Regions from separate parts of the Homo sapiens genome. Here region 2 is linked to region 1. Evidence: chromatin loops called from intact Hi-C (ENCODE). Cell type or tissue: dorsolateral prefrontal cortex. All regions are shown on one strand. Links, peaks and the distances in the headings refer to the core of each region. The heading gives the core; the rest is flanking DNA. Region 1 has its middle 39 kb from the start of SPTLC2. Region 2 overlaps NRXN3 (neurexin 3).

Region 1 (8,331 bases), core at 121-8,120:
ATTGTTTCCTCAGCCAATGCTTGTGGAATGAATAAATGAACGTCTGCTAAAGTGAGTCCCCGCTGCCTCCCAGTACCCTGCCATCCTCTGCTTTGTTCTGAAGGGAAGCCAGCAAATTACCTGAGTATGGTGATATTTTATTATTACAGGGGGAAACGTGATGCCAATGGATCTCTTAGTTTTGGTAAATATGAGTAAATAGAAGTCTTGTTCTGGGAAAATGGTGTAAAAAGACTTTCCCATGAGTTAGAAAAGGCCATTTTATATGTAGAGTTTTTTCGTCTTGTTTTGCTTTTTTGTTTGAGACATAATCTTGCTCTGTTGCCAGGCTGGAGTGCAGTGGCACGATCTCGGCTCACTGCAACCTCCGCCTCCCGGGTTCAAGCGATTCTTGTGCCTCAGCCTCCTGAGTAGCTGGGATTACAGGCGCCCGCCACCACGCCTGGCTAATTTTTGTATTTTTAGTAGAGATGGGGTTTCACCATGTTGGTCAGGCTGGTCTCGAACTCCTGATCTCAGGTGATCCACCCGCCTTGGCCTCCCGAAGTGCTGGGATTACAGGCGTGAGCCACTTCACCCGGCCTATATGTAGAGCTTGTATGACTAGTTGCTCTAAGGACCTTAGGAGTCCTCTGGAAGGAAAGGTTCCAATACTACCTTGTCTGATTCCTCCCCAACTGAAACCAGAGCATTCTGTCGGAATGATTCTGGGTGGCTTTTGACTAAGACCTTGTAGCAGCATTGTGATTTCAACCTAGGGCTGCTGGAATAAAATTACCGTGAGAGAGAGAGAGAGACAGATTTTCATTTATGATTCAAATTAAAGTAAAATGACAAACTAGGCTGGGCACGGTGGCTCACACCTGTAATCGCAGCACACTGGGAGGCTGAGGTAGATGGATCACTTGAGGTCAGGAGTTGGAGACCAGCCTGGCCAACATGGCAAAACCTGTCTCTACCAAAATACAAAAATTAGCCAGGCATGGTGGTGCATGCTTGTAGTCTCAGCTACTCGGGAGGCTGAGGCAGGAGAATTGCGTGAATCCAGGAGGCAGAGGTTGCAGTGACCCGAAATCCTGCAACCACACTCCAGCCTGGGCAACAGTGCAAGACTCTGTCTCCAAAAACAACAACAACAACAAAAAAAAACGTAAAATGACAAACTCATACACACACATGCTAATCTGGAATGCTATAAACCAAACTGAAAACACTGGTTATCTTGTAGTGGGATGGCTGACCACTTTCACTTTCTACTTTAAACATTTGTGGTTTTGTTTGTTTGTTTGTTTGTTTGTTTTTTGAGATGGAGCTTCGCTCTTGTTGCCCAGGCTGGAGTGCAATGGTGTGATCTCGGTTCACTGCAATCTCCGCCTCCTAGGTTCAAGTGATTCTCCTGCCTCAGCCTCCTGAGTAGCTGGGATTACAGGCATGGGCCACCATGCCCTGCTAATTTTACATTTTTAGTAGAGATGGGGTTTCTCCATGTTGGTCAGGCTGGTCTCAAACTCCTGACCTCAGGTGATCCGCCCGCCTTGGCCTCCCAAAGTGCTGGGATTATAGGCATGAGCCACCGCACCTGGCCTGTGTTTCGATTTTTTAAAAAATATGTTGTTTCTTTATCAAGAGAAACTATTTCTTAGCCCACACATTCATGTTTCTAGTTCAAGAACACAAGTCAGTGACAAACTTCTAGGTGATGCAACTCAAATAAATTTTTTATATTCCCAAATCACTTTGCACTCTGAAAGATACCAGCCTTCCTCATTTCCTCAAAAATCTTTCATTGAACTCATAATTACTGTAGAAATCTGTGTATGTCTTTTTTCTTGGTTCAGCCACAGCAAACTTATAGAGAGCTGCGACCCCCGCAGATACAATGAGTTCTCAAACAAGATGAAAGCACAGGTGCTTGGCCAGAAGGCCACGCATCGGGTTTCGTCAAAGCACCGGAAGCCATGGCAGTTACTGTCCTTGATAGGTATGCCAGCCTTAACAACAACGTCCTTCTTGGCTGATGGGAAAATGGACGGCTGTGTTTGAATTTTTTGCAGGAAAACCATACTACTGTCATAATCCAGAAGAACAAAGAGACCTTGTATTTCCACTTTGAAGAAAAGGAAGAAAAGGGCTGGGTGCAGTGGCTCATGCCTGTAATGTCAGCACTTTGAAGGCTGAAGCAGGTGGATCACCTGAGGTCAGGAGTTTGAGACCAGCCTGGCCAACATGGTGAAACCCCATCTCTACCAAAAATACAAAAATTAGCCAGGCGTGGTGGCGGGCGCCTCTAGTCCCAGCTACTCAGGAGGCTGAGGCAGGAGAATTGCCATGCCGAGATCACACCACTGCGTTCCAGCCTAGGCGACAGAGTGAGACTCCATCTCAAAAAAAAAAAAAAAAAAAAAAAGAGGAAACGGATGCAACTTAGCAAATGAGCACTCCAGGTGAGCCAAAAAGGAGTTTATTTAATGCATGTTGCCTAAGTTAAAGTGAGTGAAGACAGAAGACAGGAAAGCGGCAAGAAAGGAAGTAAGGAGAGGGGACGAAGGCAGGCTGCTCCCCCAGTGGCAGGAGGAAGGGCAGCAGGGACGGGGCCCTGGGTCAGGGAGGCAGCCCTCTGGGACACGCTGGAGTCCTGAGGGAGCACCTGGGGATGAGTGCCAACTCCTGGCTGGTTTGGGGCTAATTAGGTTAGAGGTGGGGAATGGAGGATCAGCTGTTTTGATAACTAGCCCCAACTTATACCTTGTCCTTACACTGCAAACTGTGCCCACAGCTTCTGCCTTCATTTGCTAAGTATATCTGACTGGCTCTGTGCAGGGAAACAAGATTTTTGGCTGTAGGTGGGAGATTTAGAATCAGGGTTCAGACACGAAGGGCCTGAGAAAGATGGTAGTAGGCAGAGCTAGCTCTTCCTGCCTGCCATTCAATCCAGGAAATGCGTGGTGGGTCTAGCAGGCTCCAAGCACAGGGCTGTGGTGCTTCATGCTGGGCATTCAGAGGCAGGAGAACAGGCCTCTCTCTGAAGGGGCTCTCAGCGGGCAGGAAGCAAGGGCGCCTGCTGAAGAGCCCTGGCCCAGGGAGCACGTGGGCACCACACAGCTCTTGCTCCCCGGGTCACCTCGGGCCCATGATTTAGCCCCTCTCTTCTCCTTTGCCACATCTGTAAAACGAGGATGACAGCAGCGCCTGGCGTTGAGGGTTACTGTGAGACCACATGAGGTAATCCCTGTGGAGCCTTCAGCTGGCGTTAAGGGCTCAATAGATGTTAGCGATTGTTCTGCACAAAAGTGCTTCAGGAACCAGCAAGGAGCCACTGTTAACTCTCACAGGGGCTGGAGCAAGCCACAAAGAAGCTGTTACGTGAGTCTTTATGGAGGAGTCAAGGTTTGTTTGATTGATGGACAAAGGTGGGTGGTTAATTGTCAGCAAAAGAGAGGCACAAGAATTGCTTGAACCCAGGAGGCGGAGGTTACAGTGAGCCAAGATCGTGCCAGTGCACTCCAGCCTGGGTGACACAGCCAGACTCCGTATCAAAAAAAAAAAAAAAAAAAGGAGGCAGGGAATCTATGGTGTGTTTGGTGTGGCAAACAGTGTGGCAGTGGAGGATGACAGTGTGTGTGTGTGTGTGTGTAGCAGAGCGGGTGGGAGAGGGGTTGCAGAATTCAAACGTGTGTATGTGCACTTTATGTAGCAGAGATGACGTGTATGTGTGTGTGTAACAGGTGGTGGACAGAGGTCTGTGTGTAACAGGTGGTGGAGGGAGGGGTGTGTGTGTGTGTGTGTGTGTGTGTGTGTGTGTGTGCTGGAAGCTGGCTCTGAGCCATCCTGGAGATATAGGCTGGCTTAAACCTGGAAGGGCCTCCTGGCTGGCCCTGGGATAACATAAAGCAGGCTAAGGGACTTAAAGGCATGTGGGAACACAGGGAGCTTGGGAGGTTTTGCTCTTTGCTTTTGAGGTTTCTAAGCCAGGAACAACAGGATCAGATCTGTGTTCTGGAAAGCAGGTTCTGGAAGAGGTGCAGGAGAGTAGCAAAGAGCCTCTGGCTGTTGTCTCCCGACTGGTCACTAGAGGGAGGCCTGGGCTCAGAAGTGACACCACACCCACCTATTGTTGAGGGGCTGGCTGCTAGTCTTGGGCTGTGAAGAGGCATGCAGCCCCTGCATACACTTGCTAGATTACAGGTAAGAGGAGGAAGGAAAGGAACACCCCGATGTACTGTGGAGACCTAGACCTCTGTGCGTCATCTCCTTTCCAGGAGGTGAGGCCTCCTTCTCCTCCTGCCCTGCCTCAGACCCACACCATGAGTGTGGGCACTCCACAGCCCAGCCTGCAGGGCTAAGCTTTGGCCAGTTCCCACCAAGAGCTGCCCTGGGCTTGGGGGTGTGTACACAGGCGGGAGGATGAACTTGAGGATGAGGCTGCAGAGGCTGAGAAGCAGGCTCGGGGCCACTTGGGAAGAGGATGTTGGGGTCCTGGGTCCTCAGAGCGCAAGGAGGCCAAGGTCTCTGGGCAGGCACTTCCCTTGGGCTGATAGGGAGGGCTAGAGCAAAGGAGAGCGTCTCTTAAGGATGTGTTCTCTCACTCAGACCTCGAGCAAAAGAATCTTGTAGTATTTCTGCCTTCACAGGCTACATCCCGCACAAAGCCGAGCAGTTAGCGGGTTTTCAGTAAGAGCTGTTTGAAGGAATGGCTTTTTTTTTTTGGAGACAGAGTTTTGCTGTTGTTTCCCAGGCTGGAGTGCAATGGTGCGATCTTAGCTCACCGCAACCTCCGCCTCCCAGGATCAAGTGATTCTCCTGTCTCAGCCTCCCGAGTAGCTGGGATTACAGGCATGCATCACCATGCCCGGCTAATTTTGTATTTTTAGTAGAGATGGGGTTTCTCCATGTTGGTTAGGCTGGTCTCGAACTCCTGACCTCAGGTGATCTGCTTGCCTCGGCCTCTCAAAGTGCTGGGATTACAGGCATGAGCCACCGCGCCCAGCAGGAATGGCTTCTCTTTCTCCAACTCTGGACCAGCTTCTTGTATGAGAGCCCAGTTACTTTTCCTTTATCGAGGTCTCTGTGGTTTTAAGAAAGATCTGCAAGTTCTTTGCTGCTCTCCTGAAGATGGGGAGCCTAATTCTTCTCCTGGGGTAGACTCAGAGACTGGCTTCTAAAAACATAAAGCAAAAGTGATGGTGTGCAACTGCAGAAACTAGGTCACAAAAGGCACTGGAACTTCCTGTTCTTTCTTACTTGGATCATTGCTCAGGGAAGACCCTTGCCATGTCATGAGGACATGCAGCAGCTCTGTGGAGATGCCCACGTGTGTGGAACTGAGGCCTTCTGCCCTCAGCCAGGTTGGAAGCCGATGCCCCAGCCGCATCAAGCTTCAGACAACTGCGGCCTGGACCAACGTCCTGCCTGTAACCTCCTGAGCCTCCCTGAGCCTCACCAACCACTCAGGCAAGCTGCTCCCAGAGGCACTGTGTGAGAACATAAAGATTCATCGTTTTAAGTAAATGTGGCCATATTTCCAGCAATAAACAACTGATACAGGCTTCAAGAGGACACTCTCTTATTTTTTCCTGGGTTTTGCAGCCAAGAAATAAAACAAAAAGTAAATATGGAAGGTGAAATAGCACTTTCATTAGTGATAAGAGGCCAAATTGCAGGATGTGACTTAAGCCAATTGAGCCTGACAATCCCAAACCCCAGAATTTAGGTGGATACCCACACAGACCCAAGGAACACTGGGTGGAGCAGAGACCTCCCCTTGCAGAGTAGAAGCATGAAGAAGGGGAGAAAACTTCTCAACAGGTGGAATCATGCCCAACAGAGACAAAAGTATGGATCTGAGCCAAAGATACCCAGGTATTCTCAAAATTAACAGTGGGAACAGGCTGGGCATGGTGGCTTACACCTGTAATCCTAGCACTTTGGGAGGGTGATGTGGGCAGATCACTTGAGCCCAGGAGTACGAGACCAACCTGGGCAACATGGTGAAACCCCATCACTACAATAAATAGAAAAATGAGCTGGGTGTGGTGGTGCATGCCTGTGGTCCCAGCTACTCGGGAGGCTGAGGTGGGAGGATTGCTTGAGCCCAGGAGGCGGAGGCTGCAGTGAGCCATGATCATGCCACTGCACTGCAGCCTGGACAACAAAGCAAGAACCTGTCTCAAACAAACAAACAAACAAACAACCTTCCTCCCCTCCCCACCAAAAAACCAGTGGGAACAGTCACTGCTCCTCCCCCACACCCACCAGGAGAGGAGGGAGCAGTGGGGCAGAGAGAGTTCCGGAAGTTCCACTCATTAAGCTTCCTTTGCAGGAAGGAAACATCAGAAATGAGGAAGACGGTTCCCCCGTCATATCCTTTCCTTACATCAGTGGTCCTGTCCTCTGCCCATGACATCTTTCTTCCTTGTGGGGTCAGTGACCAGATGACTTCTGCATCCCTGGTGTTTTTCTGATCGTCTTATTCTTCTGCCTGTCCCTACTGTGTCCTGGGAACTCTCTGTTAACTTGAGGCTTTCCACGGTGCTGCATATAGACAAGGCCCTGACTCAGGACACAGAGAGAATCATGATGCTTCCAACGAACTTGCTATTTTGAGAATAAGGTTTCATTTTCTTTTTTCCTGGCCGTCTTTGTCCAAGCCTTTTTTTTTTTTTTTTTTTTTTTTGAGATGGAGTTTCACTCTTGTTGCCCAGGCTGGAGTGCAATGGTGCGATCTCGGCTCACCACAACCTCCGCCTCCCAGGTTCAAGCGATTCTCCTGCCTCAGCCTCCCCAGTAGCTGGGATTATAGGCATGTGCCACCATGCCTGGCTAATTTTGTATTTTTAGTAGAGACAGGGTTTCTCCATGTTGGTCAGGCTGGTCTCGAACTGCCGACCTCGGGTGATCCGCCCGCCTTGGCCTCCCAAAGTGGTGGGATTACAGGCGTGAGCCACCGCGCCCGGCCTTGTCCAAGCCTTTGAGGCTATTGTTTTGTTAAATCATCCATGCGGATGGAACAAACCAACTTTGCAAGAATGTTGTATGAGTGTGAAATCTTCACTTAAAAAAACAAAACAAAACAAAACAAATACTTTCTAAGGGAGGATCCTTTTGTTTTATGGGTGGGAATGTGGTTCTGGAATTTACTTAATGTCCAGCAAGAAGAGGCAGTGAGCCAGCAGAAAATGAAAAACCTGCCATCCATTTTGATAGCTTGGTGATAATATATACATCTTCTGCATATGTATAGCTATTTCAAAGGCTGATTACATTTATTTCCTGTAAAATGGGAATCCAGTGAAATAGCTATACTTTCTTCTGCTGCTCTTTAAAATTCATGCTTCTCACCCACTGAATCACTAGTCAATGTCGTTGCATCTCCACCCTTGGATATTCCAATCCTCTCTTCTTCACAGTTGATTTGAAAAACAAAAAGCTTGCTATGAGTTAGTATTCAAGGCTGGTAGCCTTTAGGTCATCTTTGATATTTCTATCTAAATTATGTGTCTACAAAATCCTCATCATTCTTGCTTTTCTCTCTTAGATTCACTCTTCCACTTATTTTTTTCTTCAAATTTACACAAGGAAAACCTGAACGCAAAGTACAGAATTGCATAGAGTAAAAAGTGAGAGGTGCCCATGACAGTTGTTTGTTTCATGGCTACAGATTCTCCCTATCCCAATCCATAGGCCCTTTGGCAACGTAGCTGTGCCATGCATGTCACCAAGAGTTTCAGTCTGTTTCCTCATCCCTTGAAACCGGGCTAACTTCTGACTTGCCTTGAACAGCAGAGCATGACAGACATGATATTGTTGAGTTCTAGAGCCTCGGCCTTCAGGACTCCTGCTGCTTCTGCTTTGGTGGTCTTGGACTGCTGTCCTGGGACACCACAGAAGCCACTCTAGCCTCCTGGGTGATGAGAGGCCATGTGGGCACCTGGGGAAGCCCAGCTGGCAGCCAGCACTAGGTGAATGCAGCTGCATCAGTGAGTTCAGGGGAACCTAGTCGAGGAGCTACCAAGCCAACCCACAGAATCAGGAAAAATAACAAGTTATTGTTCTAAGACTCTAAGTTTGTCATGCAGCAAAGGACAACTGAAACTGTCACCATCACCTCTCTGTTGATCCCACTCTTCTTAGACCTTTTTCTTTTTTTAAATTTAATTAATTTTTTGGGGGGATAGGGTCTTTCTCTGTTGCCCAGGCTGGAGAGCAGTGGCACGATCATAGTTCACTGCAGACTCGACCTCCCAGGCTCAAGCAATCCTCCCACCTCAGCCTCCCAAGTAGCTGGGACTACAGGTGTATGCCACCATGCCTGGCTAATTTGTTATTATTATT
Region 2 (8,331 bases), core at 309-8,308, 940 kb after region 1:
AGCATCGAGGGCGTGCCTCCTCGGCAAGCCTGAGTCTCCTGCCAGCCATCTGAAGGACAAGGCGCCGAGGGGTGCTGCAGACCTCATGCAGGTGGCTGGCTCACATGGCAGGGTCTGGGTGGTAGAGATCAGATGGCAGGATCTGAGTTGTCATGTCTGTTCTCTGTCCCTGAACACACCAAATGCCACTACAATTCTGATCTCTGTTCTTCAATGGGGATCTCTTAGTGGGGAGGGCAAAGAAGCTTGAAAATGAGGGTCTGGACCTCAGAACCACTTACCCAGGTCATGGTGAGTGATGGTCAATACAACTACTCTTGAGGATTAGGATGGTTTTCTCAGTAACCGATGGCTTCCCTTTAATGATATAAACCTTCTCAGGGTCTTTCCTAAGCACAGTTCTAGATTCATATTTGGGCCAGAAGTCCACACTCAATCTCCCCATTCCAGTCCATTTCCTATGACTTTGTGTCATTGGCAATGTCCGCTACGAAGGATGGAGGAATTCAAGAGGCCACTGTGGGCTATGCTTTCTTCTCTTTAATAAGACTCCTGTTCCAGGAGAAAACTGGCCTCTCAAAAAAAGTCTTCTGAGGAATAGCAGCTACCAGGAATCACAGTTGGTTCCCCATGAACATTTCAGATCAATTACATAAATAATAACTACCTATTGTCTTCTAGTGTCAGTACCACAGGAGTAACTCCACATCTTTGAGTTAATAAATAAATTTACTTACTTATTCAATAAATATTCTGGACTCTTTACGGCAGTTCTGACAATGTTCTAAATGTATAGGCTATGGTGGTGAGCAGAACAAAGTCCTTGGTCTCATGAAGCTAACATTGTAAAGGGAGATACAGACAAAAAGCAAGAGAGCTAAGAAGAAAATGAAAGAGGATAATGAAATACAGGGTGGCTAGTGATTGAGGCAACTGTAGTTGGGTGGTCAGGGATGACCTCTGTAAAGAGGTAACATTTTAGCTGAGACATCAGTGAAGCCAATATGGCCATGAGAAGTTCTAGGAGAAAACTCCCTGCTGGCCCCAGAAATTAATTACAATATGAAGCTTTAGGGAAGGCCACAGGGTTGAATACCTAAGAAGAAATATCCCAGTGGTTAAGGACAACTTCTGCTTTGCCACTCAGAGAGAAGCAGAGCTTGTCATTGAGCTAGTACAGTCCTGTGCACTCGTGGGAGTAAGGTCGCCTCCTTTCCCCAGGCACACAGTAACTCTGCTGGATTGCTGACTCCTGGCAGTGTCTTGTAGCAAGGTAGACTGGGGGGTGGCAGATGCAAACTCTCCCTAAAGAGGTATCATCCTCAGTTATTTCCATTCACCCAAACCCTTTCTTTCCTCCAAATCACACTGGCTATATATCTGAATGTTTTCTTTGACCCAGATCCTATTCTTGGCTTCTGTAGACATTGTCTTGTTTGATCCCTATAAAAATCTGCAAGATGGATGCTATAATTTGCATTTGACTAAGGAGGAAACTGAGGCTGTAAGAGATAAGGCAACTCTCCCAAGATGGCTCTTTTGGGGAGACGTAGAATTGAGGTCCAAACTCCTAAGAAAGATGGAACTTTGGCCATCTCCATTGAGGATGAATAACTCATCAAACTATTCCTGGGAAAGGGGGTGGCAGAGGAGAGAGAGATATTGAGACAGGCTACATATCATAATATCATGGGTTAAACCAACAGCAATTTTAGACCCCAAGGGGACAATTCGCATAGCTGCAGACGTTTTTCCTTGTCACACTGGGGATGGGTGGGGAGCGCTACTGACATCTAGTGGGTAGAGACCTGGGATGAGGTTCTAAATGTTCTACGACGCACATGACAGTGCCACAGCAAAGAATTATTTGGCCCCAGATGTCAATAGTGCTGAGGTTGAGAAACCTTCGATTAAAGTCTTACAGTGCTCACTGCTCTCTGCTTCCTCTGTCTTCCTTCTATGGCTGCCCTCGGGGTTACTTACACACTGGATCTCTAGATACAGGACTAAAGTCATAATGGAAATTTAAGATTCCATTTGGATGCTGATTTTTTTCCCAAGCTCTCTTCACTATTTATTAAATGGTTAGTGAAGGGAGGTGGAAAGCTTGATCTCCAGGCAAGTGAGTCCCTTGGACGTGGGGTGGGGAGGGTGAAGCTCTGGTGTGGTACTGCATCAGCCTAGTGGGAGGTGCTTGTTAACCCTCTGTGCTGTGGCTTCCCCATCTGTAAAATGGAGGTGAAAATACCTCCTCCTGCCACCTCTCAGGTTTGCTGTGAGAAGTCAGTGATGTGTAAGTGCTTTCATAAAAGTACTATATACGTGTGTTATTACTAATTCTTATATCATGAATAAAATGAAATCATCATTCTGCCCCTGACAACACCAATTTGCTGAACCATTAGAATTCTGTACATTACAGTCTTAAAGAGCCATAGAGAGAACTGTAAGGGACCTCAAGAGGTCATGCGGTAGAAAATGGCCAGTGAGACACTTGGGAATGATTAAAGTGAGGTGGGAAGACACATGGCATCTTATTCAGTTACTCAACTCTCCTTTGTTCACTTCCTTGCATCATCATTGCCTTTAGGAGTAATATAATAACTGCATTAATAAAGTTGTTATCCTCCTCCCACCCCTGCCAGAGCTCTGAGGGCACAGTCTAAACAGAATAATTAATTAATGAAAATGAAGAGAAAATAGCTCAAGTGATGGCTATAGGAGATCAAATAGCAAAGAGAAAGCTGCAAAAACGTTCGTTGTTATTTGACACTGAGTAGTGCAAAGAGGGCTGGGAGAGTCCCAGGATCCCTGATCAACAGAGAGAGAGTATCCTGGGGGTTTCCTCTTTACTTTTTCTTTTTCTGCTCTGAAAGGTTAGGAAAGATCCTGAGGGCATAATCTGACCATCTGATCCAGGCCAGCATACTGCTGGAGAAGACTGTGTCGGGGATGAGGTGGTCTGAGAAGCTGGAATAAATGCAGGATCAGCTGATAAGGAGGGTGAGGAAAAGGTGAGCTTAGTGTCTGACTTTAAAAATATGTAGATGAGCTCCCTAAATAAAATACCCCTCCACACTGTACTGATGACTGAAATTCCTTTAAGAGAAAATATTTTCGTTCTACAATTAAAGATAGAATCCTATTTTTTCCAGGGAGAAGTAATATTGTCTTAAATTTATCCTACATTACTACATGTTGATTACAAAAACTGAAGAATCTATTTTCTTTGTTTTTTTTCCAGTTTTTATCTCCATCCCCATCTTGCATCTTACAAAGGACCCAATAGAAGCTTCATGGGGTACAGGAAAGAATATAGCAAGGACCTTGGAGGCCTCAGGCCTCAATCTGGCTCTGCCATTCAATAGTTTGACCTTGGAGAGCAATCAGAATTCTCAGGGCCTTAGATCCTCTGCCCGTGAAGCTGAGGTATTGGACTGGATATCTCCAAGGGCCCTACTAACAATAAGATTATGGACTGGGGATGGCTTTTCTTCTTTCCATTTTGTTCAAGGAAGCCTCCTCTTCGTCATTTCTCACCTACCACCCAGCTCTGTATTTTCCCATATTTCAATGTCCTTTCATGAAGACATATAAACAGTGGCCATGAGTCAAGGGGATGCAAGGGTATCTGTGGTTCAAGAAGATGCACGTGATGACCACGGCTAGTTGATCCCTCTTGGCATATTGTTGCCATCTCAGAAAGACAGGAAGGGTGGGTTACAGCTGCCAGCACCATCAGGATTAAAAGCAGGAGGACTTTAAGACTCACCCTCGATGATGCAGAACTCAAAAGGTCTCTGCTTCACAGCTCTGGGCCACCTTGAAGGGCAAGTTGACAAAATAAAGCAAAGCCCAGACAGCCTTACAGAGTAGTAGATTCTGCATTCCTCATTTTCATGGATAATTACTGTAGCCTTCAATTTGAGGAACATGGCAGTGATTTGTGTGCAGTTTACTCTTCTTTCAGGTGATGGAACCAGAGCCAGAGGCGTGGATGTGACTCTGTTGCCCTCTAGTGGCTAGAATGCAGTAGCATACCCAGCACCCCCTCAGACTTGGCTTGGTGGTGCCGCTGACACGTGAGCAAGGGTTCCTGGGACACTGACTGCCAAGGGGGCTCGGGATTCTTTCAGCACAACTCCTGACCTGAGATTCTGCAGAGAGAGAGAGAGAGGGAGGGAGGGAAAGAGCATCATCCTTCCTATTTCTGGAAGTCAGATCTGTAACACAGAGGGCCTGTTTCGTCTAGAGTAACCCTGTACCAGCTGCAGCGCTGGGACGCTCCTGCCTCTTCTGCGGTCGCATGTCCATGTTTTGGGGCAGCTAAGGCACCTGGGGTCTGCTCTCGCAGTCACACATTTGCTGTGTCACTTCTGCCTCAGTTAGATGTTTTCTCTAGCAAACAGATATCATTATGTGGTTTTCCAATTATCACTTCCCAAAGGGAGCTGGTTAATATGGATGAGGCTTTTTAACATTTGGCTTTGAAGACAGGGTTATATGTAGTTGTAGCAGAGGGAGCCAATATCTCGGTAATTGGCTAAGGTTTGCAGAGGAGCAAGGCAGTCTGGGGTATGTGCCATCTCTGGGACGCGGGGTCTTTGCAGAATGTGTTATTGTGGTGTAGTCTTTAAGTGAGTTCTCAGATAAACTGGAAGGTGGGTCTAGGTGGAGATTATTTCAAGAAGGTTAGAACTCTGGTCTCTGGTTACAATAAAAAAGCTGGATTGCTGAAGATCATATGGGCATTGTTGATGTTGGGCTCAGGCAGAGAGTTCTTAGTAGGGTCTTCTTACCCTGACGGTTGCCCTTTGTAACAGGCAATAATACAAGAGGATTAATTTATGGAGAGGCTGAAGAGGTTAGTGGAATGAGAAGAGATGCAGCATGCAGGGACAAAACTCAGTTTACTATATCAGCTTCTTTTACCCTTTGGGACAAGAATCCCCAATTTACTGGGCAAAACTTCCCTCCTTCTACTTCCTCTTCCAAGAGTTTAACTCATGGAAAGGAAATGAGGGGAAATAGCACATTTCATGGCATCGAAGAGGGCATCTTTGAAACCTAGCGGCTTTCCACCTACAGACATTTAGAATGCAACTTATGCTGGCAAAGCTATTGAGGGTTTAAATGATATGCTTTATAGCGTGTTGCATTTCTTCCTTTGAAAATGAGGAGCTTGAATTACCTTTCTTGCTTCATAATAGAAATTTAGTCTTATTTCTCAGTCTATAGTTAACACATAGCAATCTGGTGCCTTCGAGTGACAATTTACCTAAAAGTCAGCGTTACATAGATAGTTCTACAAAATCCAAACTTACATGCTTTGTCTGTACACTTCTTGGTCTTCCAACCTTCAGGATCACCATTGATTCCTTTTCCTGTACCCCTCCAACCCCTGACACTGTTAAACTCCATTTCAGTAGTCATTCACCCAGTCCTGCAGATTTTTTGTCCCTACAGCCTAACATTAGTTTTCAACCAGATCACTCTTTTTTTACACTATTCAAAAATTTCTTTAGCTTTAAAAGCCCTCATGAGCCAAAGTGCCAGAGATACTTGTGGTGTTCTAAAGTATTTGCTGGGACAGGGTTAAATGGATAGGGAAAAAAAGAAATAATAGGAGGGAAAAGGGTCCCATGAAAAGCTTGCTGCCTGGTGGTGGGGAAGATGGAGTACCACCAGCTATCATTATAGGCTGGGCCAGGTGATAGGCAGAATAAAGTGACTTAAGAAATTTCTGGAAGCACTTCACTGCACTGCAAGTCATGCCACTCTTCCTCAGCTCACAGTTGGCAGAAGCACCACTATAAACTGGGTTCAGCCACGTGTCCCTTAGACACATAAGAGAGGGAGTGCCAATTGGGAGGACAGGTGACCGAGGGGGGCAGAGGGACACATTCATTTATTACCCAGTTTTGTCCTGGATTGATGCTGGTCTTGGGTATCCGACAGTGGAACCACTCTAGTACCTGACACACCTACTCTTGACCCAGCTTTTTCACTCCCAATTTGGTTGTTATACAGCACCACAAATAGGGAAAGATGGCTGGGACTTTGAAGAGAACAGGTGGCTCCTATCAGCTGGTGCTAAAAGAGCCCCACCTTATAGATATGTATCTTACACTCATATGACCTTCCCTACTACAATACTGTCATAAAGTCAAAAATGTGTGTCTCTTGTCCCTTTGGGCTCCCCCAGCTCCATTTAATACCGTTCCCAATGTTTGTACCTAATTACAGATTTGAGGAGTCATAAAACCACATCTCCCAAGAGGTAGATCTGCTTTATTTTGGCTTCTGTGACACCTGATTGTCCTCTTTCTTCATTCACCTTTAATGATTTGCTTCCTTTTGTTGCTTATCAAGGACTTGTGCTCCTGAAGGTTCTGTCCTTGACTCCCTTGTCTTCCCCCAACATTATCTTTCTGGACAATCTCTACCACCTTAATGTTAATGAGCCTCAACTCCAAATTGGCAGCCCAGATCACCCTCCAGGGCTCTGGACATGTGTCCCCAGCTTTCTATTAGACATCTCTACCTACTTGTCCCACAAGAACCTCAAACAACAAACATCTAAACCTGAATTTATCCTCTGCTCCACAAAAGTCACTTCTCTATTTCTCATTAGAAGTATAGAAATGGAAGAATGAAAAACTTCCATCCATTCTATCACTTGGTATTAACCTAGACCTTTTCCCCTTGCTCAACCCCATCTCTCCTTTTGCCTTTTACCACGAATCTGTCACCAGATCTTACAATTCTACTTCTCAAATATCTTTCCAGACAGACTCTTCCTCTCCATGTCTACTTTACTGCCCTAGTTCAGGGTTTCATCACCTTGATCTGGCCTTTGATATCTGCCTCCATGTGTCCAGGACCTGCATGCTAATCCCTGAAAGAAAACCTGGATACAGTTTTGCAGCTGAATTTTATTTTAATGAAATCTGCATTCTTGTGGATAACCTTCCAACACACTACTTCAGTAATATCACTGACTGTAGCAATAATAATAATATCAGTGACTATAACAAAAACTTTTGGCTTAAAAAAAAATCCATTTGCAATGACTTCACTTTCCGAAGTTCTCAACTGATACCCAGAGCCATTCTTTTTGGTCATATGCCAATTTTGTGAGTAAAATATAGGGTTTCTTTATGACCATACATTTCCTATGATGGCGAGCTTATGAGGGTGGTCCTTCATGCAAGTTTCTCATCTTTCTATAGCCTGAAAAGTACTGATTCTTTTTTTTTTTTTGAGATGGAATCTCACTGTGTTGCCCAGGCTGGAGTGCAGTGGCATGATCTCGGCTCACTGCAAGCTCCGTCTCCTGGGTTCACGCCATTCTCCTGCCTCAGCCTCCCAAGTAGCTGGGACTACAGGTACCCGCCACCACGCCCGGCTAATTTTTTGTATATTTTTAGTAGACACAGGGTTTCACCATGTTAGCCAGGATGGTCTCTATCTCCTGACCTCGTGATCCACCCACCTCGGCCTCCCAAAGTGCTGGGATTACAGGTGTGAGCCACTGTGCCTGGCCTTGATTCTTTGAAAATGAACTCTTTTTGGCACCCTCATCTTCTGCCATCTTGGTCCATTTTGCTTATCAGAGTAAATACAACTGGTAAAAAGGTTTATGCTATTTATTCTCCCTCCAGTCTTGGTTCATAACATGCTCAGTTAAATTTCTCCCTCATTGAGTGTCTCCTCAAAGATAAATATTTTACCTTGGAAAGTCTGGTCATTTCTAAGGTTAGGAAAATGCTATCAGTCACTTTGGAGTTGATTGCCTATGTCAGGTTGGCATTCTTGGATGAACTACAGGTTTAAGATTTGCTGTTCTGCATGCATCACTGTGAAGTCATCTGAGATGGGCGCTGACCTGTAGCTCACAAGGAGTTTCAAGGTCTTCTATCATCCTCCTTTCAAACACTCACAGTGATTAATTCTCCAGAAATCACTACTGGTGCTATCACCTTCAGAAAACAATTTTCTTTCTGAATACATGTAGGGTATATAGGCTTCTCTGGTTTGGTTTGCATTTCACATTAGCCTTTTTTTTTTTTTTTTTTTTTAAATTCCAAGGAACTCTACCTTCAAAAGCAAGCAAAGCATTCTCCTCCCAGGTGGCCCATGTACTGGATTTTGGAGTCTGAATTGTTATTTCCTCACTCCTGCCTTCCTCTCTTCTTGGCTTTCTTTCTAGGGCACCTGACGTCCTTCCTTATTACTGATGGCAGCAGAGACTGAACCCCTGGGAGAGGAAAGTGAACTGAGTAATTGTTTTGCCTTTTCATGTCTGATGTATCACTCTGGGTCAGTGTA

The links. A loop is a pair of places that touch in the nucleus more often than their neighbours do. Peaks named below come from ENCODE experiments on the same cell type or tissue, not always from the same donor. Only the 100,000 strongest peaks of a DNase experiment are listed, where the experiment ranks them.
Region 2: it touches region 1 in a loop (3-fold over the local background); 11 of 110 quality-filtered maps call a loop at or near these places.

The regions. Positions count from the first base shown.
Region 1 is chr14:77,651,094-77,659,424 of GRCh38, forward strand. It overlaps the pseudogene COX6CP11. Among named protein-coding and RNA genes, the nearest start is that of SPTLC2, 39 kb to the left of the region's middle. In dorsolateral prefrontal cortex, for the core only: CTCF peaks have their summits at 4,081 (motif pointing right) and 4,280; a DNase peak (open chromatin) is centred at 4,078.
Region 2 is chr14:78,594,208-78,602,538 of GRCh38, forward strand. All of the region lies in intron 4 of NRXN3 (neurexin 3), which reads left to right. Among named protein-coding and RNA genes, the nearest start is that of NRXN3-AS2, 110 kb to the right of the region's middle. RefSeq lists a silencer at 4,084-4,133. In dorsolateral prefrontal cortex, for the core only: CTCF peaks have their summits at 1,811 (motif pointing left), 4,019 (motif pointing left) and 4,222; DNase peaks (open chromatin) are centred at 1,793 and 4,044; H3K4me3 peaks cover 549 bases; H3K27ac peaks cover 3,269 bases.